Regions from separate parts of the Mus musculus genome. Here region 1 is linked to region 2. The links are chromatin loops, found by intact Hi-C in ENCODE. Cell type or tissue: left cerebral cortex. All regions are shown on one strand. Links, peaks and the distances in the headings refer to the core of each region. The heading gives the core; the rest is flanking DNA. Region 1 holds the start of S1pr1 (sphingosine-1-phosphate receptor 1). Region 2 has its middle 32 kb from the start of A930005H10Rik.

Region 1 (16,047 bases), core at 4,169-12,168, 140 kb before region 2:
CTATTACTTCTACCTATGCAGAGTTTATACCCAGGAAGTTGCCTTTTCTTGACTGAAGGCTTTTTATAGGTTTACTCATGTGGCCATGGCTGTGTGTTTCCAGTACTAATTTACCAGTCAAAGCCTTACTGGCTTCTACATTCATAGAAATTGTTTAAATTGTATTCTTCTTAAGAATGCTTACAGCCCTTCATGAGTTCATAAGAGTGGGTTCTGAATGCCAATGAATTTTTTATTGTGAAAGCCTAACTGTACCCTTAGACTCTTTCCACACACAGAATTCTCCAGGGATAACACACAGAGAAGCTAAGGCATTTTCTCATCCTACAGAAGCAAGTGAGTACCATTGGGTCACGATTATTTAGTATTTTAATGGTTTGTTTCTGGAGCGTGAGATAAATACAAAGAGATCACATGCTCGTCTATGGAATACTCTGGGACTTCTGCCACATTCTCTTGGACTGTGTGGAATCTTTGCAGAATTTTCAAGAGAAGACCCTTTACTGCCATTGTGCTTACAAGCAGAAGCCTGCTGCCTTGGATTTTTAAAGCTTTCATTTGTCTTTAGAATATAGTTGGATAAATTTAAGCACATATATCCATCTGAATAATCAATGTTCTTTTAAAAAAAAAAGGTATAAATAGAGCATTCTTAACAACCTGAAAGTTTTTCCTCTTTCTCTGCTTGGGTCTCTGTTTGTACTCTTTTGATCTCTATAAGCTGGTTTTCTTTTCCTTTTTAAAAAAGATACATTTTATGATCTTTAATAATATGAGTGCATATATGTTAATATGGGTGTAACTTCAGCAGAGGTGAGAAGAGTTGGATCCACTGAAACTGGAATTGCAGTGGATTGTAAAACACCTTACGTGGGTGCTGGGAACCCAGCTCAGACCCTCTGCAAGAGCAGTTAGCCCTGTTAACCAGTGATCCATCTCACCAGTGCCAGTTTTGCTTTCTTCCAAATTCCACTTCAGGAGCTTTTGAAGTAGAAGATTGGCCTGTTGTTTGTGTTTTATCTTTGCTCGACACAATGGCTTTGAGATTCATACAAATTGTTTAAAGAATTAGTAGTGGGGCTGGTGAGATGGCTCAGTGGGTAAGAGCACCCAACTGCTCTTCTGAAGGTCCAGAGTTCAAATCCCAGCAACCACATGGTGGCTCACAACCATCCGTAACAAGATCTGACTCCCTCTTCTGGTGTGTCTGAAGACAGCTACAGTGTACTTACATATATTAATAAATAAATCTTTTAAAAAAAAAAAGAATTAGTAGTAACTGAGTAGTAGTCAATGTGCAATGGCTGTCATCAGAAACAAAGACGTGTGCAGATGGCTCAACTAAGTCCTTTTCCTTGAGTGATGGGAAGCACATCAAAGTAGGTAGGAAGAACGAACACATGAGGGAGATGGTGCAACCTGTTATGTCTTTCCCATCTTCAAGAACTTACTGTGCTGGGCAGGGTAATTCACTCATGCCACCCAGGGTTCAGGAAGCCGAGGCAACTGTAAATTCAAGGACAGCCTGAACTACAGATTGAGACCCTATCTTAACACTCATGCGCACTCAAGTGCGCGCGCGCGCGCACACACACACACACACACACACACACACACACACACACACACACACACACACGAGCCCCACCAACACTACTTACCACGTTCACAGGAAAAGGATATTTCAAATCTGTGAAGCTTTCTTTTGGTTTTGATTCATTTATAATTCCTCCCTCAGTGTCTTTAGAAACTATTCAGGGAAAAATAATGCAAACATCTCAACTCTAAAAATAAACGCAATCAAATTTAGTTTGATAAAAATTAGTTAGGGGGCCTTGGAAAACACCACCAGAAGAATGGAATGAGTCATCTAAAAAAAGAAAAAGAAAAAAAGAATACAGCTCAGTTAATAGAGTGTCTCTGCTCATGTCTGTGTCTGTCTAGCACACAGGAAGTCCTGGGTTCTACATCCAGCACTGCGTCAACTGGGTGTGGTAGCACTCACCTGTAATCTTGGAACTTGATCAGTCAAAGCAAAGTCCTACTATGTTCATGCTCATCTTCCAGCAGTTTGAAGCCAGCCTGGACTATACGACACCCTGCCCCCAAAACAGAATTCTAGAGCCAGGTGTGATGGTGTATGCCTCAAATTCAAAATAAATTTGATGCCAGCTTTGGCTATACAAGATCCTGTCTCAAAGAAATAAAAGTAACTAATTAGTTATATAAAAACAATAATATTACAAACAAACTACAAAAGCTCATTACAAATACTTGCCATGCTTATTATAACAGTTTCTAGCTAGAAATTAATTTTTGAACCAATGAGTTTTGGTTTGTTTTCTTTGGGGGAGTGTTTGTTTGTTTGTTTGTTTAGTTGTTTGTTTTGTTTTAAATGAGAACCAGAACTCCCAGCAATCTTCCTGTTTAGGCTTCCTGAATACTAGGATTATAGATGTGCCCAGCAGCAAAGCCAGTGTCTATTAAGAAGGTCTTTAGAAATTCTGTACATAGAATGCCTTAACATGAGCCACTCTGGTCCTATAGCCTGCTTTCCCATTAAACATGGGATTGCTACCACTGAGAGTTGGGCAAGCCCTCATTTTATAGCATTCACTAGAAATACCCATCATTTGTTGGAAGTCTTCCTTTCTGAGTAGCATCTCCAAACAAATGCTTAGACGTGAACAATCTTGGTGATATAAAGAACATAGGTGCAAAGGGTCCAAAGCCTAAGAAAGTGCAGTCCTAGACGTATTACAATATGTGTTGGGCAGGTTCCTTGTTTGGTTGGCTTTGGACTGTTTACTTGTTTTTGAGACAGGGTTTTTCTTTGTAGCTGCAGATGTCCTGGAACTCACTCTGGAAACCAGGCTAGCCTGAAACTTAAAAGAAATCCACTTTTCTATGCCCTCTGAGAGTGCTGAGATTGCAGGTGTGTGCCACCACCACTCAGCTTTGGACAGTTTATTAACACAGGCAATGTCCAGAGAAGAAGTCGGCATAATTCCAAATTGATTAAAATGATTACTTTTATAGGGCAGACTTTTTACATTGGGGAGAAAAATAGGGATTCTAGAAATTACAGATGAAGTGCCAATATTACTCAATAGAATATACTATCTAATAAGCATGGGTGATTGAAGTCATAACTTGCACTAAAGCTTCTAAATTCCTAACAATAATATTACAGGAACTGGTCATAGTAACAGCTCTAGTTTTTTAAGATAGTCTCATAACCTAGTTTGGCCTCCAATTTGTCACTTGCTAAAGCTGGTCTTGAGTTCTTTATCCTCTTGCCTCAGCCTCTCATTTGCTGGTATTAAAAGCTTGAATCACCACTCCCTTGTCCAATTTCTATTATTAACGGGCTCTGGGGACAGAATTGGGTTTATGTGACAAGCCCCTTTACCTCCTAAGACATCTCGACAGCCCTGGAGAGTGTTCTGTGATGCTACTAATGTTGGGGATCAAATACTATGTATGTAATGTCCTTTTGTAGCTTTCCTGATATTTGGAACTAATTCGATTTTTATACAAATATGTAAGTAGTTTTATATGCCTCACTTCTCCTGACTAAGACTACTTTAGGGGTTCTTCTTGGTTTTTGTTAGTTTGTTTTGTTTTGTTTTGTTTTGTTTTACAGACATGGTCTCATATATCCTAGGATGGCTTCAAACTCAATATTTAACTGAAAAGCTTCCTGCTTCACCTTCCTGGGATTGCTGCCATACCTACACCAGGTTTATGATACTGGGGATGGAACCCACAGCTTTCTGCATGCAAGAAAAGCTCTCTGCCAACTGAGCTATGTCTCCATGCACATATGTAGAGATTGTGTGTGTGTGTGTTCAGTCACTGAGTGATTTTCTCATCCTCACTACTTAGAGTGTACTCAATTAAAATCGGATATACACAATGGATGCAACCAAAGACCCCTTCATCTTTGTCTTTGTGTCTTGACTAGAACTGGGGCTTCCACACATCTACAACTGCCCCGCTTTCTCCAAACAAGATCCACTGTCTGGCAGAGCTATGAAGAATGCACGTCCACAGGATGATGTACTCAGAGGTGGGCAAGAAGATTGACCTCCCGTCACCAATGAGCCACCCTATGCTCCGATGTCATGAGTCACCTTGTGCTTGGAGATAAGTCCAAAAGCAGAGCTTTATCATCCACTGAAGCAAAATAGACACACTTTTCCATTATGCCTGGCTCTCTAACGAAAGCCTGAGGAAGTGAGTGGAACATGAAGTCACCCCTTCCGCCCCAGCAGACAGATGGATAGAGACATTCGCATTTGTTCCCGGCCCTTTGTCTTCTGAGCACTTTTGGCATTTCCTTCAGGAAGCTGGAGGTTATGACCTAAGGTTTCCTTAGCGAACACACTCTGTTTCCCACAGTTAGCCTTACCCAGAAATGACATCTACTCTAGTAGGTGAGGTTTATCTTCATGTCCCAACTGTGTCCTGACCTGTGTAAACTCAATGACACTTGAAAACACAAACTCTGAAAAGTAGCAATAGGCTGACCTAATCTGCAGCAAAGATGGCGGTAACTCTGAGGTAACTGTTAGAACTTTATGCTACATGCCTTTGTTTCACAGTTGCTTTCATTTTAGTAGGACCAGTTAAATGGGCAAGAACCGAGGAAGTTTAAAAGCTGTGGGAGGGGTGAACATCCACCCACTATTCCACTTGTTACATGTTATAATTGATATCGCATAGTTCCATAGTGTTCTCATAAGATCCTAAGGCAATGTCCTAGAATGGGACAACTTAGAGGCTGGAGATGGAGCTCAGTGGGTAAAGTGCTAGCCTAGCATGTGTCAGGACCTGGGTTCAATCCCAGCCTTTCATAAACCTGGGCCCAACATAGAAGAAGAAGAGGAGGAGGAGGAGGAGGAGGAGGAGGAGGAGGAAGTGGGAGGATCAACAGCCCACATTCCTCTTCAGAGCAAGCATGAGGCAAGTCTAGAACACATGAGACCTTGTCTTAAGAATACACAAACCAAAAACTTACACAGCACTGACCAATTTAACATTATCACCCATTAGCCATGTTTTCTCTTTCCCAGTATGTTGATAAAAGGCCAAGTATGTATGCTTTTGCTGTGGTGTTTGAACTGATCATTTTAGTCATAATTTAAAATAGATTTAAGACTCCATTGCTGAACTTCAGAAGGCTGTATTTTAGGATGGAATTATCGCACTTGGTTTTGTTTGGCCTCACTGCACTTTAAAATTGAAATAGTTGTATCTATTTGCTGTGGTCTTAGAAGGTTGATGGTTTTTCTCATATTCTCCACGTGTCTCTAATGCTAATTTATTGAAGTTTCTCTTCCTGAAAAAGCTAGAGTGGTTTCTAAACAAACCACATTTTTTTTCATACCTTACTTCATCAAGGTAAAAGCTTTTAACTTCTCTTAACTTTTTTAAATTGGGCCTTACCTTTAACTCCAAATCTCAGTGAATGATTTTTTAAAAAGTTTTCTTCACAAAAGAATCTTTTAAAAAAATCAGTTTATTAATGTTTAAAAGTTGATAAAGCTATGTGCAAAATGATCCACAAAAGTCAGGAACCTATTAAATACTATTTTTTAAAAAAGACATTTCTTGGCTTAATTGCACTCACTGAACACCAGACTAAAGAGACTAATATATTTTTATTCTCTGTAACATTTATAACCATCATCAATACCTAGTGACAGCCGAAATAAAGAATTCCTGATGTTCCCTGTCAGTTAAAGTAATGCTTTTGGGGAGTGGGGGGTACAAAAGGATGACACTTTCTTAAGAACTACACATTCAGTGGTGTTAACACGGGTTAGGAAGAAGTTCAATAAGATGACCTCAAAGAAACAAATACATTCGAAAATCAGAAAATGTTCTTTAAACAAAATACAACTCTCCCCCAGTTGGTTGAAATGGATCACACAACATTCTGAAATCATCAATAAAAGTGCCAAAGGTGCTGTAGGGGTTAGAGAAAGACAGCAAGAAACAGCTCTTGGTCTGCACGACTTAACTCTCACATTTCACCTCATGCTGTAGATTTTTGTTTGTTTGTTTGTTTGTTTGTTTGTTTTTTGCTTTTCCCGTATCATCTAAGATTCTGCCCAGTATAATTCAAATAAAGTAGACTTCGTTATTCTTTGTTACTCTTCATTCACAACCATTGTGGTTGTAATGGGAATAAGGAACATGTGACAAAAAAGGAACACATTTTCATCTTAAAGATGGCCTACCAAATTCCCAACAACTTGACCCAGTTTACATGGAAACTTTGGCCTCAGCAAATAGCCTTCCCAGCAAATAGCTTGCTCACTATAATCAAGAAATAGACCCCTCCACAACCTCCTTCTGATGAACAAAAGTCAGGCAGTTACGATATAAAGAAGGGGTGGTAAGGGGAGACAGGGTGAGAAGAAACCGGAGGGTGGGGACATGTACACCACCCAACCAAGCTAAAGGGCACATACTCACTTTGACATTACAGTGAGAGATCACAACACTTTCTCTTGGGACCTTAGTCTTTGAGGAGGGACCAGATGAGCCCTCTGGGAGCTTGACAATGCTAGACCTTTGGCTCAGTGCAAAATCAAAGCTCCAGGGTACGGGGGAGGGGGGGGCAGGAAACCCACTGCAGGCCAGACCTGATCTCCACCCTTCCCAGTGCATTGTTCACAATTACTACCTACCTACATCATGGTATCACCAGGCCGCACATTCTCCCTTCCCTCCCTCTCTCAGGCTCCCAGTTGCTCCTTCCTTGCAGCAGTGGAGAGCGAGAGACATTTTTGAAATGCTGGGGTAGTGGGTGATCAAGTCAGAATGCTTCCCTCAGTATCAACAGCTTCTTCAGGCTTTAGGAAGAAGAATTGACGTTTCCAGACGACATAATGGTCTCTGGGTTGTCCCCATCGTCCTTCTGGGGGTGAGAGGAGTTGTCTGATTTGCTGCGGCTAAATTCCATGCCTGGGATGATGGGCCTCTTGAATTTGCCAGCAGAGTCTCCGTTGGGGCATTTGCAACAAGATACGATCCGGATGAAGGCCCGGCGCATCTCCTTGTTGGTCAGAGTGTAGATGATGGGGTTGGTACCTGAGTTCAGCACAGCCAGAACCAGGAAGTACTCTGCTTTGTACAGGATGTCACAGGTCTTCGCCTTGCAGCCCACATCTAACAGTAGTAGGATGAAGAGAGGGGCCCAGCAGGCAATGAAGACACTCAGGACAATGATCACCGTCTTCAGCAAGGCCAGAGACTTCTCAGAACTGCGACTGGCCTTGGAGATGTTCTTGCGGAAGGTCAGGCGGCGGCTTCGAGTCCTGACCAAGGAGTAGATCCTGCAGTAGAGGATGACGATGGAAAGCAGGAGCAGAGTGAAGACGGTGGTGCAGAAGAGAATATAGTGCTTGTGGTAGAGCGGGAGCACGGTGGAGCAGCTAGACAGCGAGCTGATGCAGTTCCAGCCCATGATGGGCAGGCCCCCCAGGATGAGGGAGATGACCCAGCAGGCGCTGATCAGCAGAAAGGAGCGCGAGCTGTTGCTCCCGTTGTGTAGTTTCATCTTCAGCATGGTGATGTAGCGCTCAATGGCGATGGCAAGGAGGCTGAAGACTGATGCAGAGAGAGCCACAAACATACTCCCTTCCCGCAGAAACCACTGGGCAGGTGTGAGCTTGTAAGTGGTGGCCCCAGACAACAGCAGGTTAGCTGTGTAAGCCACGCCTGCTAATAGGTCCGAGAGGGCTAGGTTGCCTATGAAATAGTACATGGGCCGGTGGAACTTCTTGGTTTTCCAAATAGTTAGCAAGACAAATATATTCTCTAGGATGATGAAGCAGCAGATGAGAATGAACACCACTGAAGTCAGTTTAATGCCATGGTCCTTCTCCGCCCCGATGTTCAACTTGCCTGTGTAGTTGTAATGCCGGACTATGATATCATAGTTCCCATAGTCAGAGACTGAGCTGCGGAGAGCTTTAACCTCCGGGATGCTAGTGGACACCATAGCTGCTAATTGTGTCCCCAGGAGCCTGGGGTGGTATTTCTCCAGGCAAACGCTAGAGGGCGAGGTTGAGTGAGCCTTCAGTTACAGCAAAGCCAGGTCAGCGAGCAATCCAATGCTTTTTTCTTTTATGGAGCTTTTCCTTGGCTGGAGAGGCCTCCGAGAAACAGCAGCCTTAAACAAGTTACAAAGAAAAGAATCAGGGAAAATGCCCAGCACACTAGCATAATTCATTCTAGCCAAGGCATTGCTCCAACTTTGTTGATGATTTGTTTTAAGGATACAGGACACAGGGAGGATTTTTTTTAACTCAAATGGTCATTTCTATTAACAAAACAAAAATAAACAAACAAAAGAGAAATGAAGTTAGAAAGAGAGGTAGAAAAAACAATTTACCCAGACTCTGAGGAGACAAAACCTTCCCTTGGGTCACTAAATCCACCAAGATGGAAATGAGAGCCACCCATTCTAGTTTTCGAGCCCACGCCATTTCCACTGGCATTGCCACGTTCAGTGTCCAGCCCTGAGATTCCTTCAAGCGAAAATCGACTGCTTGCTCACAGAAGGCACCAACTGCCCATTCTGGGTGCAGGGCAGACATGCATACCCCAACACACACACACACACACACACACACACACACCTCGAAGAGACCAGCCCACCTTCTCATTACCATGCCAAAAAAAAAGTAGCTTTGTAGGAGGTCATTTGACAAGTAAGCCGTTTTCTGGGCTCTATTAATAACTCCCTAGGAGCAGGTGTGCTGAGGGTCCGATGGTCAGAGGGTAAAGCGAGGTGTGGTGTGGGCCGCCAGGCCTTGAAGTAAACAGGAAAGCTTGGCGCCTCCGTGAAGCAACTGCCTATTCTTCTTTTTAAAACTTCTGTCTTTACTCCTCCGCCTCACCCAACCGCCCCACAAGTTCATTTATTACGTTTAAAGGTATTCACGGAGAACCCCTCCTAAGAGATTGCAGCAAATCCTAGACGTTTCTCCATGAACTGATTGCTTAAGAAAGTTTTAACTTTAGCCAACGCTTACTTGCACACACACACACACGAAAGTCACCCTGCTAGCGATAACGAAGCACGCCACTTTGTTTTAACTTCAGGTACATTAATTTCCAGAAACACATACTGCTAAGTTTGCATGGGCACTTTTAACTTCCTCCGCTCCCCACACCCCCAACATTGCCTCCTCTCAACAGAACTAGCAATCCCTAAAGGGCACACAGCACTACTTAAGTTGGACACACAGCACTAAATAAGTACTCTAAAGTCTGCACAGTAATTGATCAACTCTATAACAAATGAGGGGGGAGGGGACCCTAGAGACATTGTAGTCATTTCTGTGACAAAAGCTTACGAAACTCAACATTTCTCCACTCTTATCGCTACAGTCCATTCTCAGGCAATGGAAATTATTGGCGTGGTGCCTGATAATTTTGTCTACAGGATTTCAAAAAAAAAAAAATAATAATAATAAGCGTCTTCCCTTTTCTCCGTTCTAATGAATCACAGCTTCTCTAGCATGCCCTCCCCCAGTCGTTTCTATAATTTGGAAATTAATCTTTTTTTTTTTCTAACTTCATAAACTCCGTGCCCCAAGAAGAAGTCAGTCAAGAAGGACTCCATAGCATCTTGGTGATGCCCGGGTTCGTTTTGCTTTGTTTTTTCTCAAAGTTTTTGTTTGTTTCGTTTGTGTTTAAAGGTTCGTTCTTGACACCTGGACGCCCCATAGCCGGAGCCTGCGAGGCTCACAACCCCCTACCTCGCTCAAGCCGGACGAAGCTGCGTCCGCAGGACTCTGGGTCTACACCGCGCGATCCGCATCTTGCTGCTGTCGGCGACTGACGGCGACCAGCTCACTCGCAAAGTTCCCTGAGCTGGGGTCCCCTCCCTCCTCAGCGGTGCACTCCAATGGCCAGCCCTGCCTGCGCTGCCCGCACCACTTTTGCAAGACGAAGTCTCTGAGCGCCCCGCCGAGGCTGGGTGGCTCCTCTAGGAAGGGACTGGGAGGGGTTAATGCTTTTAACTCCTCCGCCCTCTGCCAGCGGCAGGGGGCCCCTCAGGGTCTGGGCTGCTAAGAAGCAGCCTCCCAGAAAGATCTGGGGCAGAGTGACTAAAATAAAACCAAATGAATAGGAGCCCCTCCGCCCCAACCAGCAGAGAGAAGGGAAGAGAAGGGGCGGAGCCTGGCAGCTCCTAAATTCTAATTCACACAGCTTCCCGCAGTCCCCAGCGCGGGACGGACTCTGAAACTAGGCATGGGGATCCCTGGGAAAACTTTTCTTCGTTAAAAATCTTAGAGGACAGAGGACAAGCCTGCACTTGGTAGAGGAGCTTTCTGGTCCCAGACCCCACAGCCCTGAGGATCCGTGTAGCCCGAGTGGTCCGGTGCCCTGGGGGCCACTTCCACGCGGTCAGGGGAAACCCGAGCCACTGCCCGGAGAGCCGCAGCCACGCCGCAGAGAGGGGATCCTGAGAAGGTCGGAGGAGAGCAGCCCCGAAGTACTGAAAAGCTTCTGTCCTCCACCTCCTCTTCCTCCACCCCCTCCACTCCGATCCTGGTGAAGCCTTGAAACTTGCGGTCTGGTGGGCAGAAAGTGGCTTTCCCCGGGTGCACGGTGAAGTGGGCCAGTGCTGTGCTTGATGTTGGACCGGGGGTTCCCCTCTCTCAGCTGACCGCAAAGCCAGGCGGTGTGCCCCAGATTCTGGGAAGCTCAGAGGCCTTTGAGGAGGTGGGCTGCTGCCCTGGCCTCAGAGATTTAAACAATCCAGCAGCAGTTCAGGAATGTCCACAGGGGAAAGAGGTTGCCTGTCCTTTCACTGGCCAGTGCCTACAGCCCCCTGCCTAAAGCTGGACCCCTCTTCTCTCCCTGTCTACGTAGAGATAACTAAGAGATCCCCAAATCTAAGGAATTGCACCTTGTCCACATTTTTCTACTGTTAGATAATGCTAGATTGAGGCTGAAGAGGCCTTGGTCAGATTTGTCTGAGTAGCAGATGGAGGCCTTTATGCCTTGTCTGTCTGTCCTTCTGTTAAAAAGTGGTTCCACCCAAGTCCCCTGTTCTCACTGCCTTCCCACCCTGAGCAGATGTGATCACAAAACTTCCTCTGCTGTGCAGTTTCAATTAACAGACACACCCTGTACCTGAATGACTCAAGAGAGACAGAAGAAACAAACAACAGACCCCTACCTTCTGGGATTTTATGAGCTTGCAAAAAAAAAAAAAAAGTAGCTGTTAATTCATATTTGCCTAGAAGCACTCATTGACAGTTTCCTACCTTACCTACCCACAAACTACAGATCTTGCAAAACAATATGGAAACCAAGATAACAGCCGTCCAGTCTCCTCCAGAAAAGACAGAGTTTGAGACTGGTTTCATTTGAAAGAGGAGATAACTTCTGTCTATCGCAGTGCTGCAGAGGCAAGGAGTTAGCTTCCCCTTCTCCCACTAACAATTTATGAGGTCTTTAAAGGGGAACTGTGCACTTTGTTGTCCCAAGATGTGATGGCCACTGTCCCATGAAGCAATGGAGTAGCATGGGCCGTTCTACCCATGAGCAATCCCTCAGCCCTGAGAGACCTGTAGATTGTCCAGGTAGTATGTGGCAGAGATGGGTCACCAAATTTAAGTTGTCTTGCCTGTCTGCTCAAATGCTGTCAATCAGCTTAGAACTTCACATTCCTTTCCTGAACAGAGGAGACTTCTGCACTTGGACTCCTTACATTTGTACTTCTGATTGTACTTGTCTTTACATGTGCATAAAACTATTACTAATGTATACAGTGTGTTCTTTTGTGGGAGGAGAGTGAAGCTCTCAAGCTTGGGTTATTCCACTTAGCTATGCATCCATATCATTGATATACACAAATAGCCAGGCACAATGGTGCATGTCTGTAATCTAGGAATTTGTAGAGGCAGGAAGATCAGAAGTTCAAGGTTATCCTCAGCTATATAGTGAATTGGAGACCACCTTGAGATACTTGAGACTGTATATCTCTCTCACACACACACAGCAAAGGCTTGGGTATATTGCAGAGGTAGACTGTTTTCTTAGTAAGTGCAATACCTTGGATTCAGTTCCCAATACTGTGAAAAGAAAAAGATAGGCTACGCATAGTGACAAATGCCTTTAATTCCAACATTCCAGAGGCAAGTGTGGGGTAGATTTCTGTAAGTCTGAAGCCAGACTTGTCTATATAGTTAGATCCAGGCTAGCCAGGGCTATATAGTGAGACCTTGTCTCAAACAAAAAGAAAGAAGGGAAAAAAAATACTGAAAAATACTGACACTGTATAGTCAGGTTTCTTTGAAGGAACAGAACTAATGGTGGTCTGGCTGGCTAGTCCAACAATGGCTATGTCCTGACAGAAAAGCCAAGCATCCAGTAGCCAATCGGTTCATCAACCCCAGTCTGGTTCTGGAGTCCTAGAGAACTGCTGCTCATCAGCCTCCATCGAAGTCTTGAAGAGGTAGGTCCTAGGAGTGGGGAAGGGATGCCTCCGCAGCAGAGCAGATGAACTTGTCAGCTAGAGTGAAGGTGAGCAGGCAAAAAGCAAAAGCTTCCTTCTTCCATGTCGGTTTAGGGGGGCTGCCACCAAAGGGTATGCCCTAAATTTGGGGTGGGTCTTCTCACTTCAAATGATCCTGTCAAGAAAACCCCTCTCAGGCATGCCTAGCTGCTTGGGTTTTAGCTGATTCCAGATTGACAACCAAGAGTCCATATGACCCATGTGTAGATATAGGTCTACATAACTATAGGTATTAGAATCTTATGTAGCCCAGGATGGCCTCAAAATGCACTCATATTCACCATAAACAATTTCAGTTTCTGATACTCCATCTTTTACTTCTAGTGTTGCTATTGCAGGTATGCACCATCACACCTGGCTTTATGTTTAAACAGAACAGGGGACCAAACCCAGGGCTTTATGCAAGCTAGGCAAGTACTCTACCAACTTAGCTACCTCCTTGACGCTTCTCAGTGCCCACATTACAGACCTAGAGAAAACTTATACTTTCAGTAATTATAATCAGATTCTAAATCATATACATGTATATGATTTAGAATCTGATTATAATTACTGAATATATATATTAGTTACATATTATTATTATTCTAATTTTATAAACAAGAAAAACATGGGCTCCAGATATATTAAACGTGTTGGTTAATGTGAGACATGACCATAGACAGACTGTAGAATCATAACCACCACTACCAAACCACTTAGATAAACCTCAAGTGTACTAAAGAATTACTTGTGGGAAATCTTTTCTGACCATCACTGAGGACAACATGCAGGCCTGGCCAAGTATTGTAAAGAGCACAGATGTCTTGCAGACAGTGATTTGGTAATGGTCACCGTTATTATACATCTCTGGGATGTAAAATGTGTAAGACCGTTGGGCAAATGGTAAAATCCAGCAAGGCTTGTTCCTAGACGACGCGTTCTGGTAAATTCCAGGTTTCTAGCACCACGCCCTTTAAGACCCACAGGTAGAAGACAGCTCTAAGAACTATGCCCTCCAGCTAATTCCTGGCCAGAAGTCTAGCCCTTTTTCTGGCTGGAAGCTACTCCCTGCATTCCTACCTTACTAAGGACAAACTTAAGGACACACTTCCGCTGTATGTCCTGTTCCCGTTAAGGTGGCTTCACTTCAGGGTTCTAATTTCAAGGTGGCTTCCCTGCCCGCCGGTGTTTTTCCTTAAGAGCTGTCAGATGAAATGACACAGGATCCTTAAGCTATGTAGTATAGATCAATAAGTAAATGCTCGTCCATCTGGGGAATAAAAGGTAAAGGAGTTGATTATGCCTTCTCTTTGTTAATTTCTGACTACTCTCTTTTCTATTTTTTCAACTCATCCCGCCTCTCAAGACCCAGGGAAATGCAACCGAGTTCTTTCTCATTTATTCATAGGCAAACAACCAGTCTCCCATTTCTCACAGAGAAAACTGTATGATAACCTTCCTTTCCTGACTCTCTGACTCTCAATTAACAGAGCTGCCCCCAGCAGGTCTGTTCTACCTGCTTGACAAGCGAAACCCATTTCACTCTTTAAAAGCAAAGTCTTTCCCTATCAACCACCTCACTGGCTCCCTCAAAGCTTTCTAAGACCCTAAGACCCGGCTCCATTGCGCAATCCCTCTTGTAAACAGTTTTTGGTTATTTCTTTTCCCAAAGATTTATTTTTGGTTTTATTTACACGTATGTAGGGGTTCACACGGAGGCCAGAGAAAAGCATCAGATATCCTGGAGCTGGAGTTACAGGATGTCCTGAGCTGTCCCACGTGGGTGCTGGGAACAGAACTTGTGTCCTCTGGAAGAGCAGTGAGTGCTCTTAACCACTGAGCCTGCTCCCCAGACCTCTGGCACAGCTTGCTTTCTAATATTTTTAGTTTCTCTGTATCTGTCTCTATCTATCTCCCCGTCTGTGTCTCTGTGTCTCTCTCCCTGTTTCTGTCTCTGTCTCTGTCTCTCTCCTGCTCGCTCGCTTACTCGCTCTCAGTGTGTGTGTGTGTGTGTGTGTGTGTGTGTGTGTGTGTGTGTGTGTTGGGGGTGGAGAGAGAGTGTGTGTGTGTGTTCTTTTCTTCTGACACAGATTCTTACACCAGCCTCCAGTGCCTCCTGCCTCGGTCCTGAGTGCTGGGGTTACAGGAATGTGCCAGCATGTCTAGATTGGTTTCTGATGACTTTTAGCCTTCAAGTTGTATCAACATCTATGTGTTTCTTATACCAAAACCTCATTGTCTTCTGCTTATCCAAGGGTTCACCATAAACCTTCTTGCTTGCCAACACTCCAAACTGCATAGATAAGTATGGTAGAGCCCTGAAAACAGACTTGGGCTCAGCCTTACTGTTGCCAGTTTTGTGCTACATGCCTATGTCTCTGCACGGTTTCCTTTACTTACTGTATCTACAGTTGGTGGTAAGCGAAGCTGTGCTGTGCTCAAACTCAGGGCTTTCTCTGATGTTAACTAAGCTCTCTGCCAGTGAGTCACACCACAGCTCCTCCATCAACTTCCCGGAGGGTGATATTCCTTCTCTTTAAGTCATTTTAAGACTTAGGGCTTCCTATGGCAACCTCAACAACAGAGAAAGCATCTTCGCATCTCCTGTTGCTGTCATGATCACATCTCCAACTTCTCATTCACTTCTTTCTGATTTTAGAACAGTCGTTTCATTACCTTTTTTAGTTGCGCATGCTGTTGGGAAGGACAAGGATGCCACAGCATGCACAGGGATGTCAGCCGGCAGCTTGAGGAAGGCAATTGCCTCCTTGCAACCAAGTCATTCCTGGGGATCAAACTCATTAGTCAGACTTAGCAGCAAGTACTTGTAGCCATGGAGTCTTGTCTCCGGCCTTGACAAAACCATTCTTCAACAAGCCAATATGTGCACATCATTTAGAGAACATGAAAGAGTACTTGATTCGTAAAAACGAGTGTCTCTTCTTGGGTGCTCGCTGGTCCTCAGCTCCCCACCTCCCGTAGGCAGAGACCTGTTGATGCTTCTGATGGCTATTGGGAAAAATCCCTTAGTCCTGTGTTTATATGTCTATAGTTGTATTAGTAGTATTTAATGTTATTTATAGATTTTATTTTTGCCATGCTGTAATGTCTAAAAAAAGTTTCATGATGAAATGTTGACTAATTTACTCTTAAAGACAATACTTGTGCTGTAAATGTTCCAAAGCCTACATGTCTGATATCTATATCCATATCCATATCTATAACTATATCTATATCCCTGAGAATTGAAGGTTTCATTTTATCTTTAATGTCTAGTTTTAAAGCTTCCCGAATGCAGAATGTGACATATCTACCTTACTTCTTGTCTATAGGTGGATTCTTCTTTTCTCAGTGTTCCAGAATAATGTAACTTTTCCCCAGCCCCTTTCACCTTTTCAGTTCTGAACACTGTCTGAACTCATGTCTTTGTTATTTTCATCTTCCCATCTCCGGAACTCCTATTATTCGGGTAGAAGAATGTCTGTTTCAACTTTGCTGATCTTTCTATCCCC
Region 2 (16,047 bases), core at 3,212-11,211:
ACTTATTCCACTATCAGTCATGTAAAATCACTAATGTAAAGGCACATACAATCATGCACTTAATAACAATAGTATACTATTATGTTACCAAGTTAGAAATCTGCTATTCTTCTTAGAAAAGATTTATTTATTTGTGTGTGTGTATACACACACATACATACATACTCACACACAAATATAGTGTTTACCTGTGTGGTTTTGTGTGCATCATGTATATTCATGTACCCTCAGAGACCAGAAAGCATCAGATGTCCTGGAACTTAACTTTTAAGCAGTCGTGAGCCACTTGATATGGGTGCTGGAGACTAAACCCAAATCTTCTACAAGAGCTGTCAGAGCTCTTAGTCAATGAGCAATCCCCTAGCCCTCGTCCCTTCTCCACTTTATCATTATTTCAGCATATACTTTCATTTAATGAAGATTTGGCCGCAGCTGTAGTCACCTCATGGATCTTTTCCTTGGCACATCTCTTGACTGTCTCACAAAGCCAAGCGAGATGATTTACCTACGTATTTGGGTGTCATCCATCGATACATCGAAGTTTGTGGAGGTAAGTCCACTCCATGATGTTTACATAATGACACAAACCATCTGAAGATGGCTTTCTGTGACTGTGATCCACTGGAAACATCTCTTACCTTTTTCCCCCCCCCTTCGGTCACTACTAGCTCTTTCTTCTGCTTCCCTGTAGCAAGAACAGTGGGGCCAACTCTATGTAAACGCTCGGGGCAGCTAGAAGCGTCTCCTGCAGGGGGACCTAATTGAGGACTACCTGAGAAACCAAGGCTTGCTGGTGCAGACAATGCCAGCCAATCCGGAACTGCCGTTTTGAAGGGATGCTTTCTTGGGACCAATGGGGCGTGGGTGGAGGGTATTGAAGGAGCTTGCAGCAGTGCTCAGATGAGCTTGCTGTGGCGTTTCTCACCTGTACCCACCCAGAGTCTTTGTCGTTGACTCTGTACCACCTTACCTGCAACCAGCGAGGGCAGGCAGGGTCAGGGTGCTAGTAGTCAGGGCACAGGCAACACTTCCTACTACAGCTCTAGTCTCAATCTACCCGACCCCTAAGCTAGAAGTCACTCACACGGTTTGGTTTTGGACTCTAACTTCACATTCTTGAGCAAGAATCTTGGCATCATAGTGTGGCCTCCAGTTACTGCGGCTTGTTTCTGTTTGACCACCACCTCCTCCTCAGTGCATCTTCTTAACTAGAATTTGTGATTTTTTTTTTTTGTTGTTGTTGTTGTTTTGTTTAAAGGAGACTATTTTCTAAATCACAGGGTTGGACCTTTACATCAGTGTGGTTTGATCCAACTTTTGGCAATTTGAATCCTGAATGGAAATGCCCTGAGGAGACCTAGCCACAGGGTCCATGAGCTTTTGTGGCTCAAGTCCTCAGGACTGTCCTGTTTTCTAAGCTCCCTGAAGCTTGTTTTCTCAGCGATGCCTTCAAGTCTGTGGGCTAGTCGACTGAATCTGTTGTGTAACTAAAGCCTCGGTTTCGTAAGCACTCACATATTTCTTGCAACCAAAGATGCTAAGTGGCTAAACTCCCTTTGGGGAATCTTAATCAGGTATGACCATGTATGGGCTTGGATGAGGTCTATTACCCTATAATGTCAACATCACAAGAGAAAACGATGGTTATCAGAGAAGAGTAAATACTGTGTCCACATCTATTATAATCTTAGAATGTAACAAACTCATGATTAAATTGCAGGGTTCCTTGCTTCTGGTAACATTTACATTGTCCCATGCTTCCTGTACCTTCTGTCTTGAAGCAGAGGTGAACAGAGGTGAAACGGTGCCTGATTTTATGATCTAGGCTTGGACAATCAAATTGTTGAGGCATCCTGGACCTGACGTTGTTTCAGGGATCAACACACAAAAGTTCTAATCAAAGTAAGCAATGACTTTTATAGATTTGTCTGAGGATAGCTCTCTCTCTCTCTCTCTCTCTCTCTCTCTCTCTCTTTCTCTTTTTTTCTTTCTTTAATGCTAGACTGAAAACTGGTAAGAAGTAGATTGAGCACTGATAGGGTTACCGATGGAAAGAACTTTTTTTTTTTTTTTGAGAAACAAATACCAAGAGAAATGGGCCAGAGAAATGCAGAGATCACTTCCAAAGAACAGTGTTAGACATTTAATATTTTAGTCATGTGAGTTCATTTTTAAAATCTACAGGCAGGGCTAGAGATGTAGCTCACTTTGCAGACCTCCAGGCAGATCCCCAGCACCCATTAAAACTGGGTGTGGTGGGATATGTCTGAAATCCCACCATTCAGGAGGTTCAGAAGTTGAAGGCCATCTTCAGCTCCACGGTTGATGCCAGCCTAGGCTACATAAGATGCTGTCTCAAGAAAATAAATGTAGCCAGTTTTCTCCCTCTCCTTTCATGTCTATAACTAAGAGCGCTCAGTCACAGGCATAAAAAAAAGTAAAATAATATAGCGTATCTGATGTTAACCAATATATACAGTTCTCCTCTAACTACGAAGCAATCCTACGGGTGGATATAACTATTCTCATTTTTCAAACAGTCAACCTAGGAACACAATGAATGATTGTGCTCATGCAACTAATACACCCCAGTGCCCCAGTCCAACCCTCGGCAGGCTTGGCCCCAGAGCTACTCACTCCCTGCTCTCAGGTTCCGAAGGGAAGCCAAGGCTTGGGCTCTCAACATCTGAGATCTGCTTAAAACCTTAGGGGCCATCTCTGTACTAGAGTCATAATGGGACCAGAAGAGATCTGCTCTGGCCCAAAATGTGAAAACAAATGATGTATGTCTAAGAACGTAACGAGCTTGTGACCAGGCTACAAAGAATATTGGTGAGATAGCTATTTCATAGAGAATTCATTTTTAAAAGATCTTTCTCTAAAGAAAAATGGCAATTTTCATTTTTAGTTTAGTGTCACAGTGGGTTCTGCAAGAAACCCTTCACACTCTCCCCATCTGCAACAGACATTTAGCTGCACTAACCCTGACCATAGGGAAACGTGCGAGGCTGCTGGGAGGGGTGCTTGGCAGAGAAAAAGCCATCCTCGATTTACAGGTCACCTTCTGTTCCTGATGTCTAGCGCAAGTCACGATACACTTGAAGCTCTGGATGAAACAAAGCTCCCTCTGTGTGTAAAACCCCATGGAAGCTTTTTGACTTTTCAAACTTAGGCAGTAGGAAGCACAGAATAGTTCTCTGGACTTCAACACCCCAGCCTCACAACCTTGAGAGGTCATTTCACTTCTTTCTACTTTATTTACCTCATCTGTGAAATGGGAACAGTACTAACCTAGCAGGGAGTCATCAGCTCATCACCCTCCCCCAAGGGGCTCAATGAAAGTGACTGCAAACTTCCTTCCAGTGTTCACGTCTGAGTGATTGCAGGTCCTGCTTTGCACAGACCATGATTTGCTCCTCTCGCTCATGTTCTTTCTCACACTCACATGTAAATTGGCTGCATGAATAAGCTCCCCAAATGAGCAGATTGTAATACAAGCCCCAGCGTTGTGAACCGAGCTGATCCTGCCTGGGAACAACCAGCAATCATCACAGGATAAGATGTTTGGAAAATTATCCCAAGACAGTTTTCATTATACCAATATGGGGTTTTAAAATAGCCCCCCTTTCAAAATTTCTATTTAATTGGATTTAACCACATGGTTTAAGGAAATTACAGTAACATGATTGAAGTGATCTCTTTTAACTATATGAAGTGTTATCCGTTTAGATTTGAGATTATCATTTAGGTAGTGCTGTACATACATAGCTGTCTTCTTTATTTGGTGTGTGACTGTGTGTGTGCATGTACATGTGTGTCACATGGATGTCAGAGGTCCGTGTTAGCATTGTTTCCTCAGTCACAATTGAAGCACTGGACCTGGAACTCATCGGGTTGAGCAGGTTGGTTGTCCAGTGAGCTCCAGTCTCTTATGTTCCAGCCCTGGGAATACACGTGCACATCACCGCACCTGGATTTTATGTGGGTGCTGGGTGTCCACACTTAGGCTCATAGCCTTGTGCAGCAAGCACTTTATCAACTGAGCCTCTTTCTAGCCCTTTCTGTCAAATTTGGAGGTGAAGCACACAGGTCAAGGGGGAATACAGTTTTAGAAATCAGAGTAATTTTCATTTGCTCCTCTCAGCAGAATAGATGAGGAAATATCGTTAGGTTCTATTTCTAAGAGTCAAAACTCATACAGTGTTTTCTGGATACAAAGTAACAAGAGTCCTTAACTGCTGAGACATTTTGCAAGCCTCTAAGTGACTTTTCATGAGGTTTTTGTTTTGTTTTGTTTTTTAATTAGATATTTTCTTTATTTATATTTCAAATGTTATCCCCTTTCCTAGTTTCCTCTCCAAAAATCCCCTCCCCCCTCCCCCCTTCCTCTGCTCCCCAACTTACCCACTCCCACTTCCTGGCCCTGGCATTCCCCTATACTGGGGCATAGAACCTTCACAGCACCAAGGACCTCTCCTCCCATTGATGGCCAACTAGGCCATCTTCTGCTACATATGCAGCTAGAGACACGAGTCCCATCATGTGTTTTCTTTGATTGGTGGTTTAGTCACAGGGAGCTCTGAGGGTACTGGTTAGTTCATATTGTTGTTTTTCCTATAGGGCTGCCAACCCCTTCAGCTCCTTGGGTACTTTCTCTAGCTTCTTCATTGGGGACTTACAGTAAATATGTTATGTTTGAGAAGTGCTTCACGTGGCTTCTTTTGTTTAGTAACCACTGGATAAAAAGTAAGTTGAAATAAAATTACATATGTATATAGATATAGATGTAGACGTAGATGTAGATATAGATATAGATATAGATATAGATATAGGTATAGGTATAGATATAGATATAGATATAGATATAGATATAGATATAAACACTCCTATAAGTATAGAGAGACAATGCCAGAGTCGAAAATTAAAATTTTTATAGATCTCTGATAAATATTAAAAATAAAATAACTATATACCTCCCTAAAGCTTCTTTACCAGCAAACACACACCAAAAAAAAAAAAACAAAACAAAACAAAACAACTCACACTTTTATTACAGATTCACTGAATTGCTTTCTATGCACACAGGTCTGGACAAACACCAGGAGAGTGTTATATTCCCGGAAAGTAATTATTTTATTTATGTGCAGTAACTTGTTCAGTACTGTGTCAGCTCGAAGGTGCTATTAATGCCATACGTTGTACCTTGCCCTACCTGAGTCCATCTATATAGCTACCTTCCTATGTAGCATCTATCTACTTCTGAAAGAGTCTCCCTCTGCTCCCTAGAGTAGCTTAGACTCACTATGTTGTCCAGGTTAGCCTCACTCACAAAATTCTTTTGCGTGTACTTTGTGACTCCTGGGAGTACACGCATCTTCCACTGTAATTCTGTTGTAGCAGTGGTTCTCAACCTTCCCAATACTGCAAAAATTTAATAAAGTTCCTCATGTTGTGCTGACCTCAACCAAAAAATTATTTTCGTTGATACTTTGAAACTGTTGTTTTGCTACTGTGGTGAATCGCGACGTAAATATTTGTTTTGTCCGTTCTTAGGAAACCCCTGTGAAAAAAAAGTTCATTCAACCCCTAAAGGGGTCTCCACCCACAGATTGAGAGCCATGACATTATAGACGCTGCAATAATTACTTTTTACTTTTTAAAGGTGTTTACATTTTGACAATGGTAAGATGAGCAATTGGAATTTGTTCCAGTTGCACACTTGAGAGATCTTCTTTTTTTTTTTTTTTTTTTTTTTTTTTTTTTTTTTTTTTTAGACAGGGTTTCTCTGTGTAGCCCTGGCTGTCCTGCAACTCTGTAGACCAGGCTGGCCTCGAACTCAGAAATCCACCTGCCTCTGCCTCCCAAGTGCTGGGATTAAAGGCGTGCACCACCACCGCCTGGCTTTGCGACATCTTCTTAATCAACAATTATTCTTTTAAACCTGAATGGGCTCAGAAAAATGTTCAAAGTGTGGACACCTGTTCAAACAATAAGAGCTCTCTGCATATGACAGAAACCCACAACACAAGTGTGGGTTTATGAAAGATACAGAGAAAAAAATATCAAACATAAAAGTAATTGACTATCACATCAGTAAAACAAAACAATGCATTTGAATCTATCCTTTGTACAAGCATCAGTATGATCACTTGGCCCAGGGAATGGCAGTATTAGGAGCTGTGGCGTTGTTCGTGTAGGTGTGTCACTGTGGGAGAGGGCCACGAGTCCTTCCTCCAGACCACACGAGAGCCAGTCTTCTCCTAGCCTTCAAAACAGGAGAGGGAACTCTCAGCTCCTCCAGCCTCACATTTGCCTGGAAGCTGCCATTCCCTGCCTTGATGATAATGGTCTGAACCTCTGATCGCCCAGCCCCAATTAAATGTTGTTCTTTCTAAGAGTTGCCTTGGTCATGGAGACTGTTCACAGCAGTAAAACCCTAAGACAATCAGTTATTTAATAAAAACTTTAAAGAAAACTATTAAGATTTCCCAGTGCTTGGAGGTAGCTTAATAGCATACACATATAGGTAATTCTCTACATTTATTACAGATGTGGAGGAAATTCGAGGCACTGAGTTCCACCTGAGTTTGATCCCCAGGGTAGAAGTGGAGAACCAATGCTCTTGAACTCTCTGACCTCACACTACACGCTACTTCAAGTTGAGGGCTGTTTTACTCATTGTGGTTCTTCTAATATTTGGCACAAAGTACACACTGAGGACATTAAAGACCATGGCAGACTCAAGATACACACCCATCAGAAGACCACATCTTAGTCACACTGCATGGTGTCCATAGCTTAAAGTCAACTCTCAATTTGGGATGACTTTTCTCCAGGAACATTGGACAATGTGTGGAGACATTTTTGGTCACCACATCTCTGGGGAACAGAAACCAAGGATACTGACCCAAGTTTTATAAAGCACAGGAGGGCCTTCCAGAGGGAAGAGTTACCCAGTCCCAAATAGCAACAGTTCGGAGCTTTGACCCATGTAGATAGAACTCATGAAACCCCACTTTGCCCTTTTGACTCAGAGGAGAGCAAGTTTCACTTCATTCAGTGTGTCTGAAAGAGCAAAGCAGATGGGATGAAAAGATGAGGAAAGGGAACAGAAAGCCAGCCATCTTTCGGCTTAGAGTCCTCATGTTCATCACTGCGTGCAATCTTTAGGCTCTAGACAAGAGCAGGTGTAACAATGGCCTGTCATGCAGACATCACGTTTCACCTAGAATGCAAATTGCTGTTTGCTAGTAATGACATGTTTCAAGAGAAAATCAGGCGGGCTACATTTGGACCTAGTGCCTGATACAAGGTGACCGAAACAGGAAAAGGAAGGGCAACAATGAGACAGAATATGTTTGACATCACTTAAAACACCTGACTACCATGTGTTGGTTGTGCAGAATAATGGCGCTCACTGTCCAAATTCCACACAAGCACGTAAGGTATCTGTCACATCCACACCCCCTGTTCTCGGCTCTTACTCTCCATCCCAGAAACCTTGGATGGACTGACATCTTCACCGTTGTCACCATGTATCTGGCAAGATTTACCAATTTCAGAAGCCGGGTGTGATGGCGCACGCCTTTAATCCCAGCACTTGGGAGGCAGAGTCAGGGGATTTCTGAGTTCGAGGCCAGCCTGGTCTACAAAGTGACTTCTAGGACAGCCAGGGCAATACAGAGAAACCCTGTCTCGAAAAACCAAAACAAAAAAACAAAACCAACTTCAGAAACTGTTCTGCAAGAGCATTATCATTACTTTCTATAAAATTGCACTGCACTTTCTCTTATGCAAGAAGACCCGATGTGGGCAGCCAGAGAGCTGTCACACACGCAGAGCCCTTGCAGCTCTTCTGGTTTTCTTATTGCCCTTGTTTTCATTGGCAAAAAAATGTTCGCTCCCCAATCCAAAGCAGCTACAGATGAAAGCGGCTGTCCTCGGCGAAGGAAGTTCAAAGACCCATGGAGAAAGAGAAAGGAGGTAGCAGTCAGATGAGGAGAGCAACCGAGGGCAAGAAGAAGCTTGGCAGCTCTCCTCCGCACAGAAGTCTAAAGCAGAAAACGTATTTGGGGACAGATGGACTGACGGCAGCTATGGACAAAGTGATGCCCTGAGTGGTTTCCAAGTGGCTCAACAACTGACTGTTATATTTTAACAAAGACTTGAAAATGGACAACATTCCCAGGGCAAGAAAGATTTCTAAACATTTTCTTCTGAATTTGTAATGGTTGCTTTTTTTATTTTTTATTTTTGGCTCCTATCATTTATTCATTCATGTTTCTGAATACAGCTTGAAATAAAAAGTCTACTGATACTTATGAATGAATTTCCTTTGCTTTTATTACCTAATGGTTATCAAGAAATTGCAGGCAAGGATTTTTGAAATCTGACTTCAGTACAAATTGAGAGTAACTAGCATCTGTCTTTAACTACCAGGCTGTTTCATTATATATCAAAAGGCATCATGAAGTTATTATAAAAAGGATTGTAATTAAAACTGCAACTAATTTGGGGTGAAAAACTTGAAGTAAAAATAAGAATAACTTATTGACACTTCAGAGTACATTTTAAAAACATAATTCAAGATATGCAATGCTGTCTAGGCTTTTAGATCTATTTTATTCATGCTAATTTAATATTTATCATTTAAAACTCATATGTAAATCCTACATTGCTGGATTCCAACACCAGCCAAAAATCTCAATGGAGTGGCCAGCTTCTGGAATGCAGCTTGTTTGAATGCATGTGCAAGCTCATTTGTCAGCGGGTATGCTCAGCTACTGTCCCAGCTTCCTCAGAAAAGTATCCTTATGAGTAAGGACGACTGTGAAACGGGACCTAAAAATGTTTACTCAGAGTAGAAACTTGGTAAAGGTGACTGCAGCACACTGAACATCTTTACAGACTGCCTGCCCAGTCTAGGAGCCTTTTCTTTTAGTCAACACTTTCCCACCGTGAGAAGGAGCTCTCATTAACGACCAAATTGTTTTCAGAGGCTGTGGGGTAAGGAGTTTCCTTAGAAACCATTTGGTAAGAACTGTGGCTTTCTTCCTTAGAAATCTCGAGCCCTGAAAAGGCAGATTTGCTGGCATAAATCAAACCCAATTTCTAGGGTTCACTAAACCCTTTCTCCTCAAAATAGGGTTTTGTGACTTGATCTTAGCTGTTAATAGTACACGCTGCAAGCTGGTGTGAACCAGTTTTAAGTGAATTTTGTCCAATTTCGTTTGTCATTCAGTGCAAATCACTTCCAGGGTTTGTTGTACCTGATGAAGGCTGACATGTAACAACGAGTGAGAAAGATACTCCATTTTTGCTGGGTGTCAAAATCTGTAATTTTCTTTTTTTCTACCAAGTTTACTCAAGCGGATCTTTGTATCATTAGGACAGTGCCAATCTACACTGATTTCAGAGTTCTTGCTTGTAAACATACTAGTTGAATGAGCTTGGAAAATAGACATTTCTGTGTTTTAAAAAATGTAGTTGTTTCACAAATCTGGACGGAAATCGTTTTGCTACTACGGCTTCACATCGTTGTCCAGTTTGCACGAGCTCTCTTGCACTTGTCAATAGTGTGACCTATCTCCTGAACAAACCTTATGCCCATTTCACTCTATGCAACATCCCATTCATTCATTCATTCAATACAATTTTACTGAGCATCAATTATTCTGAATATAATGAATAATTATTAATTATTCATTAATAGTTTTCTGTACTAGATCCAGGAAAGAAGATGAGCCGTCTCCCGTCCTAATGGGGCTGATGGTCAAACATGAATTCTTGCTCCGTTCTGACATCCTCAGACAGAAGCAGCACCATTCTCACAGTTGCCATCTGTCATCCGTCCAACTGCCCATCAAGTACACACCGGGCAGCTGCTACATCACCCCCTACCTATGTCTAAATCTCAGTCCCTTGACTGACATGAATTCGGAAGTAATCGCACATCTGTCAGTACTTTCCATGGGTCCTGGAATGTAACAGGCACAAAGTAGATGTTTGTTGGATTTGAGATTGAACGGCTAATAGAACGGGTGCTCTGACACCGGAGTCAGAGCAATAATACACCAAAGTCTTAGGAAAATACCAGCGGTCTTTTACTGAAACTTTCTGCCAAACACTTTAGAGAGGTGAAAGTCAGAAACCCCGAGAAACTGTCGAGCTGTTCTAAGAACTCTAGCGACCACAGACCCCGTCGCATCACTAGGCAACTCTTCCTTTCCTAAAACCGAACTATTGGTAATCTTACAGAATCATCTCCACTCAGAATATAATTCAGGGTAGAGACCGTTCTCCTTAGTTGGTTAAGAGGGGGCACTGTGGCATTTTGTTTCAGGGCTCCTTGAATTTTAGGAGGGAGTCTTTGCTTCTGAAGTCATTTCATTGGACACAAATTTCAAAATCTCTACCGTAGCCTAAGGCCCTGCACACTTGGCCGCCTTGCCCTCACCTCTCTTGTTTTATCCCTCACTACTCCTGCTTTTCTCCTGTCCCTGCCCCCTCCATCCCCATCCCCATTATCTATGCTGGTGTGCTTCAGAGCTTTGCCTTAGGATGCTGGCTCTATCGCTGCTGCTTCGTCTCCTCTCAAGGTTCATCCCTTCCAGTCACCCAGTCTTCTGCCCCAGTGTTATCCCCTGTACACATGTTTTCTCATCCATTAATTTATTCACTCACTTTACATGCTGATCTCAACCCCCTCCTCCTAGTCCCTCCTCAGACAGACTCCCCCCCCCCCACAATACCTCCTCTTCTCTCTCCTCTGAAAAGGACCCCCTGGATATCACCCCACCCTGGCACATCAAGTCACTGCAGGAGGCCAGACAAGGTAGCCAGCCCAATTAGGGGAACAGGATCCACAGACAGGCAACAGATTCGGGGGCAGTCCCTCTCCAGTTGTTGGGGGACTCACATGAATACCACATTGCATATCTGCTTCATGTGCGTGGGGGGGGAGGGGTCCTAGGTCTGAGAGGACTAAGTTAGCTAGAGCAGAGGTGACTCCACGACAGGCGGCAAACTGGCAATTTTGGAGGCTAGGCCTAAGTTTCTGTTTCCCAGAAATGAGAATCGGAATCCAAGAATCCATAGTCAGCCAACCACAGCAGTGTGCAGCCAATCCAAGGGCACCTTTTCATCTGGCCTGAAGTAAGAATAGGTAGCTAGAATGAGTAAACCACCCCCTGGGAAGTCTCCTGAGCCCAACCAGTTATAAAATCAGTCAAACCCTTAGGGATAGTGCTAACCAATCAAGGCAAAAGGGCACACGCCCCTCCCTGGAATTCCCCTGACAATAAAAGCTGGGCCTGCTAGTCCACCAAGGCTCTCAATTCCCAAGTGGGGAAACCCACACATGCATGCAGGAAATTCTGCTGAATAAACTCTTTGCTTTTGCATACTATTTGAGTTTGGGGTATTATTCTCCTATGATCTCGAACCCTAACAGGTCCAGCCCACGCATACTCCCTAGTTGGTGGCTCAATCTCTGGGAGCCCCCAAGGTCCAGGTTAGTTGACTCTGTTGGTCTTCTTATGGAGTCCCTACCCTCTTCAGATTCCTCAATCCTTCCCCCAACTCTTCCACAAGACTTCCTGAGCTCTGTCTAATGTTTGGTTGTGGGACTCTGGATCTGTTTTGGTCAGCTGCTGGGTGGAGGCTCTCAGAGGACAGTTATGCTAGGCTCCTGTCTGCAAGCATAACAGAGTATCATTAATAGTGTCAGGGATTGGTTAACAATCTGGTATACAGAAGTGAAGTGCAGGGAATTGTCTGGTTGCAAAGTGGTCTCCATAGATTAAATTGTAAGATTGTTATCTTAGCTGTTAGATATCTTAATTTCTTAGTTAAAATGTGATTAATATGTAAATATTTTGCGTATTTATTATTTATTTAGTGTGTCTATATGAGGGAAGAGAGGCATGTGTGTCCTTTGACTGATGAAAGTCAGAGGACAATGTGCAGTGGCCACTTCTCTCCTCCCACCTTATGGGTCCCAGGGATTAAACTCAGTGGCCAGGCATGATGGCAAGTACCTTTGCCTTGCTGAACTATCTCACTGACCTTACTTAATTTTACCTAAACAAATTACTATACCACAAGTCTTCCCCTCACAAACCACTCATATGTATACACACTTATGTGGTGGCACATGCCTTTAATCCCAGGATTTGGGATTAAACTCTGTCTCGAAAAAACAAACAACAACAACAACAACAACAACAACAAAAAGATCTGGGTTTGTGACTGCTATTCTTTTTTTCTTGAAAGAGCGTCTCTCTATTATTAGTCCTGGTGCTTGCTATGTAGAGCAGGCTGGCCTCAAACTCACAGAGATCCTTGTGCCTATACTTCCCAAGTGCTGGGATTAAAGGCATGTATCATGCCTGCTAACCTCCTTTCTTTTCTTTTTCTTTTTTCTTTTTTTTTTTTTTTTTTTTTTTTTGGTTTTTTGAGACAGGGTTTCTCTGTGTAGTCCTGGCTGTCCTGGAACTCACTCTGTAGACCAGGCTGGCCTCGAACTCAGAAATCTGCCTGCCTTTGCCTCCCAAGTGCTGGGATTAAAGGCGTGCATCACCACCACCTGGCTTGTGTCAACTTGACTACATCTGGAGTTAACTAAAATCCCAAAATGGAGAACACACCTGGGAAGTATTTTTGCTTCATTTAAAGTACAGAGACCCACTTCTAATCTGACTCTCTGAGGTAGGAAGACACACCTTTAATCCAGATCTTTCTGAGCTGAGAGAAGACATGCCTCTTGAGGCTGGAAGCCGATGGGGCATGGAAGGAGGTAGGATTTGCTCTTTGCCTGCTTATTCTCACTCTTGCTAGCAAGTCCATTCCTTCTCTGGCATTAGAGCCTACTTCTTCAGGATCCCAGTACATACTGAAGTCTAGCCTAGTGGGCTCAGCAACTTCTGACTCTTAGATTCAGATTCTTATTTCCTGTTATAGCTAGCTACTGTTGTATTAGCTGTAAGTCATTCTAAAAGATACCCTTTATATACATACATACATACATACATACATACATACATACATACATATGCAAAGTAACTTTTATTTGCCAGATGTAATTGTCATCTCAGAGGCTTACTGCTAGATGAGCTCAGTCTTTCTAGTTCTTTCTGAACTCTGGCTGGCTGACTCAACTCAGCTGTTCTGGCTCAAACTCCTCTCCAAGCTGACCTGCATTGCACAACCTGCATAAACTGAACAGAACTCAGGAACAAACTCAGCTGCACTGCACTGATTGCACTGCATGAACGGGTTCACCTCTCTCTCTCTCTCTCTCTCTCTCTCTCTCTCTCTGTGTGTGTGTGTGTGTGTGTGTGTGTGTGTGTGTGTGTGTGTGTGTCTGCACTGCTCTTAAGTATACTCTCCTTCCTGTCTGTTCTCCTGAGAGTTGGGCATATCCTACCTCTGACTCATTCTGTCAAATCTTTCTCTGACTCATCACTCTGTCTACCCATCAATTAGAAATCACTTTCAAATGTGGCTGCTTCCTTCCACAAATTAACTTTACCTTCATAGATTGGGGATTAAAGGTGTGTACTAAGGGCATGTTTGTATTGCAGCCAGAGGGATTAAAGGTGTGTCATGTGTCTGCATTCCAGCCAGATCTCACAGTCTTTGGATGTGATCCCTTGCCAGAGCAGCCATGTTGCTGGATTCAAACTCATATACTTACATACATACATAATACATAAATATACACACATAGACAGACAGACATTTACTCTATAAGTTCTGTTACTCCAGAAAATCCTGACTAATTGACCAATTCAGGGCTAAAGCACACTTCTTGGCTTTGAACCTTGTGAACCTTTCATTCCAGGTTTTATGGTTTAGGTACAAAGTGTCACCCCACACTCACACCCCATCCCTAGCCTCAACTTAAAAGTTTCACCTGCTACAGGCATCATATCCCAAATGGTGAGATGATGATGATGATGATGATGATGATGATGATGATATTGAAAGGTGACTGGACTGTTACCTTAACAATGATGCTCTCATGCTTTCTCTCTCTCGTTTTTTTATTAAATGTATTTATTTACTTTGCATCCAAATATCAATCCCGCTCTCCTTCCAGTAACCTTCACGCAGTTCCACCCTCCGCTTCTCCTTTGTGAAGAGGGAGCCCCCTCTTGGTGTTAGCCCTCCACACTAACCACCACTACCACCCAACCACCCAACTTGCTGTGGGAATAGTCACATCCCCTCCCACTGAGGCCAGTTTAGGAGAACAGGATCTAAAGGCAAGTAACAGAGTCAGAGACAGCCCCTGCTCCAGTTGTTGGGGGCCCACTTGAAGACCAAGCTGCTCATCTGCTAGATATATGCAGGGGGCCCAGGTCTAGCCCATATTTGGGGATCTGGGAATGCCCAAGAGCTAGGTTAGTTGACTCCATTGGTCTTCCTATGGAGTCTCTATCTTCTTTAGGCCCTCAGTCCTTCTCCCAACTCTTCCATAAGACTCCCCTAGCTCCATCTGTGGCTGTGGATATCTGCATCTCTTTTCATTGACTGCTGGGTGGAACCTCTCAGAGGACAGTTATGCTAGGTTCCTAACAATGATGGATTCTTAATTTGATGGTGTTACTATGAGGAGGGACCTCATTGGTAGAATTATGTCACTAGGAGTGTACCTTGAAAGGGTTGGCTTCATCACTTGCCCCGTTTCTCTCTAGCTCTCAGTGGTCATGAAGCAAGTCATCTTCTACCATAATGCCTTGTTGCCATGATATTTCTGCCATGCCATAAGCGTTGCATGGGGCTGTGGAGCCAGCCAACAATGGTCTGAAACTTCTGAAAATAGGAGCCTAAAGAAGGTTTTTCTCTCTTACATGGCTTCTCACAGATGTTTTGTCATACCAATACGACAATACAATATTAAAATACTAACAATATGGTCAATTACTCTCCTGGTCCCCAAGTTTTCTTATCTTTGGTTTGCAGCCTGGTCCTGCTTGGTGTCATTCTCACTAAATACTTGTGAATATACTTCAGACATTTTCTTTCTTGGTCTTTGGGAGGGTTCTGTTTTTGTCTTTGATAAATACAGTTTTAGTCTGTAATTGTAGTCAGACTGGCTTTGAATCTCCCACCTCAGCCTCCGGAATGCAAGGACTATCAGTTTGAGCCATGACACACAGACAGCATAGATGAGCTCAGCTGAGATGCCTCCCAGAGAGGGATATCTAATGGCCAGACAGGTTTTTCAAAGTAAGGAGGGGGACTTCAATCCTCCTACAAAACCTTCAACCAAAAATTTGTCCTCATTACAAGATATTGAGGGGTAAAGATGGAGCAGAGATGGAAGGAACAGCCAACCAATGGCTGCCCAAACTTGAGACCCATACCATGGGAGAGCTCCAACCCCTAACACTACTAAAGATACTCTGGTATTCTTGCAGACAGGAACCTAGAATAACTGTCTCCTGAGAGGCTTCATCCAGCATAGGATGGAAACTGATGCAGAGACCCACAGCCGAACATCAGGTAGAACTCAGGAAGTCTTATGAAAGAGTGGGGGATAGAATGAGCAAGCCAGAGGGGTCAAGGACACCACAAGAAGACCTACAGAATCAACTAATCACAGAGACTGAACCACCAACCAAAGAACATACAGGAACTGGACCTAGCTTCCCTCTTCTTTTGTAGCAGATGTGCAGCTTGGTCTTCGAGCAGGGCCAGAGTAGGGGGTGGAGGGGATTATTCAAACTCTTGACAACAACCTTATTGTTTTAGATCAACAGTATTGATGATGGTTTATGACTAAAAATTGTTCTTAAAGATCAACAATAAAAATAGGCCTGTTTCTACATATGAGTATTTCCCACTACAACACTTTGACTAATTGTTCCCCTCTGGTCCAAATCACATGCCTAAGTCTAATCACCGGTATGACAATATTAGAATGAAGGGGATTACCGTCTTTTACAGGGGGGTGGGGGTTGAGAGCTGTCATTTTTACAACGTGAGGATATGATGAAAAATACCAAATATATCTGGAAAAGTGACCCATGTAAAGAAACA

What was found. A loop is a pair of places that touch in the nucleus more often than their neighbours do. Peaks named below come from ENCODE experiments on the same cell type or tissue, not always from the same donor. Only the 100,000 strongest peaks of a DNase experiment are listed, where the experiment ranks them.
Region 1: a loop joins it to region 2, with 8 times the contacts of the local background. A loop is called at or near these places in 4 of 42 quality-filtered maps.

The regions. Positions count from the first base shown.
Region 1 is chr3:115,704,927-115,720,973 of GRCm38, forward strand. S1pr1 (sphingosine-1-phosphate receptor 1) reads right to left here and starts at 10,129. Exons shown (of 2, transcript NM_007901.5): 1 at 9,783-10,129; 2 at 5,507-8,188. The coding sequence starts at 8,017. The coding sequence ends at 6,869. In left cerebral cortex, for the core only: CTCF peaks have their summits at 8,060 and 10,063; DNase peaks (open chromatin) are centred at 7,532, 8,093, 8,608, 9,216 and 1 more place; H3K4me3 peaks cover 6,797 bases; H3K27ac peaks cover 4,827 bases.
Region 2 is chr3:115,847,779-115,863,825 of GRCm38, forward strand. No RefSeq gene overlaps it. Among named protein-coding and RNA genes, the nearest start is that of A930005H10Rik, 32 kb to the right of the region's middle. In left cerebral cortex, for the core only: no CTCF peak of the experiment used is centred there; DNase peaks (open chromatin) are centred at 7,991 and 9,065; H3K27ac peaks cover 860 bases.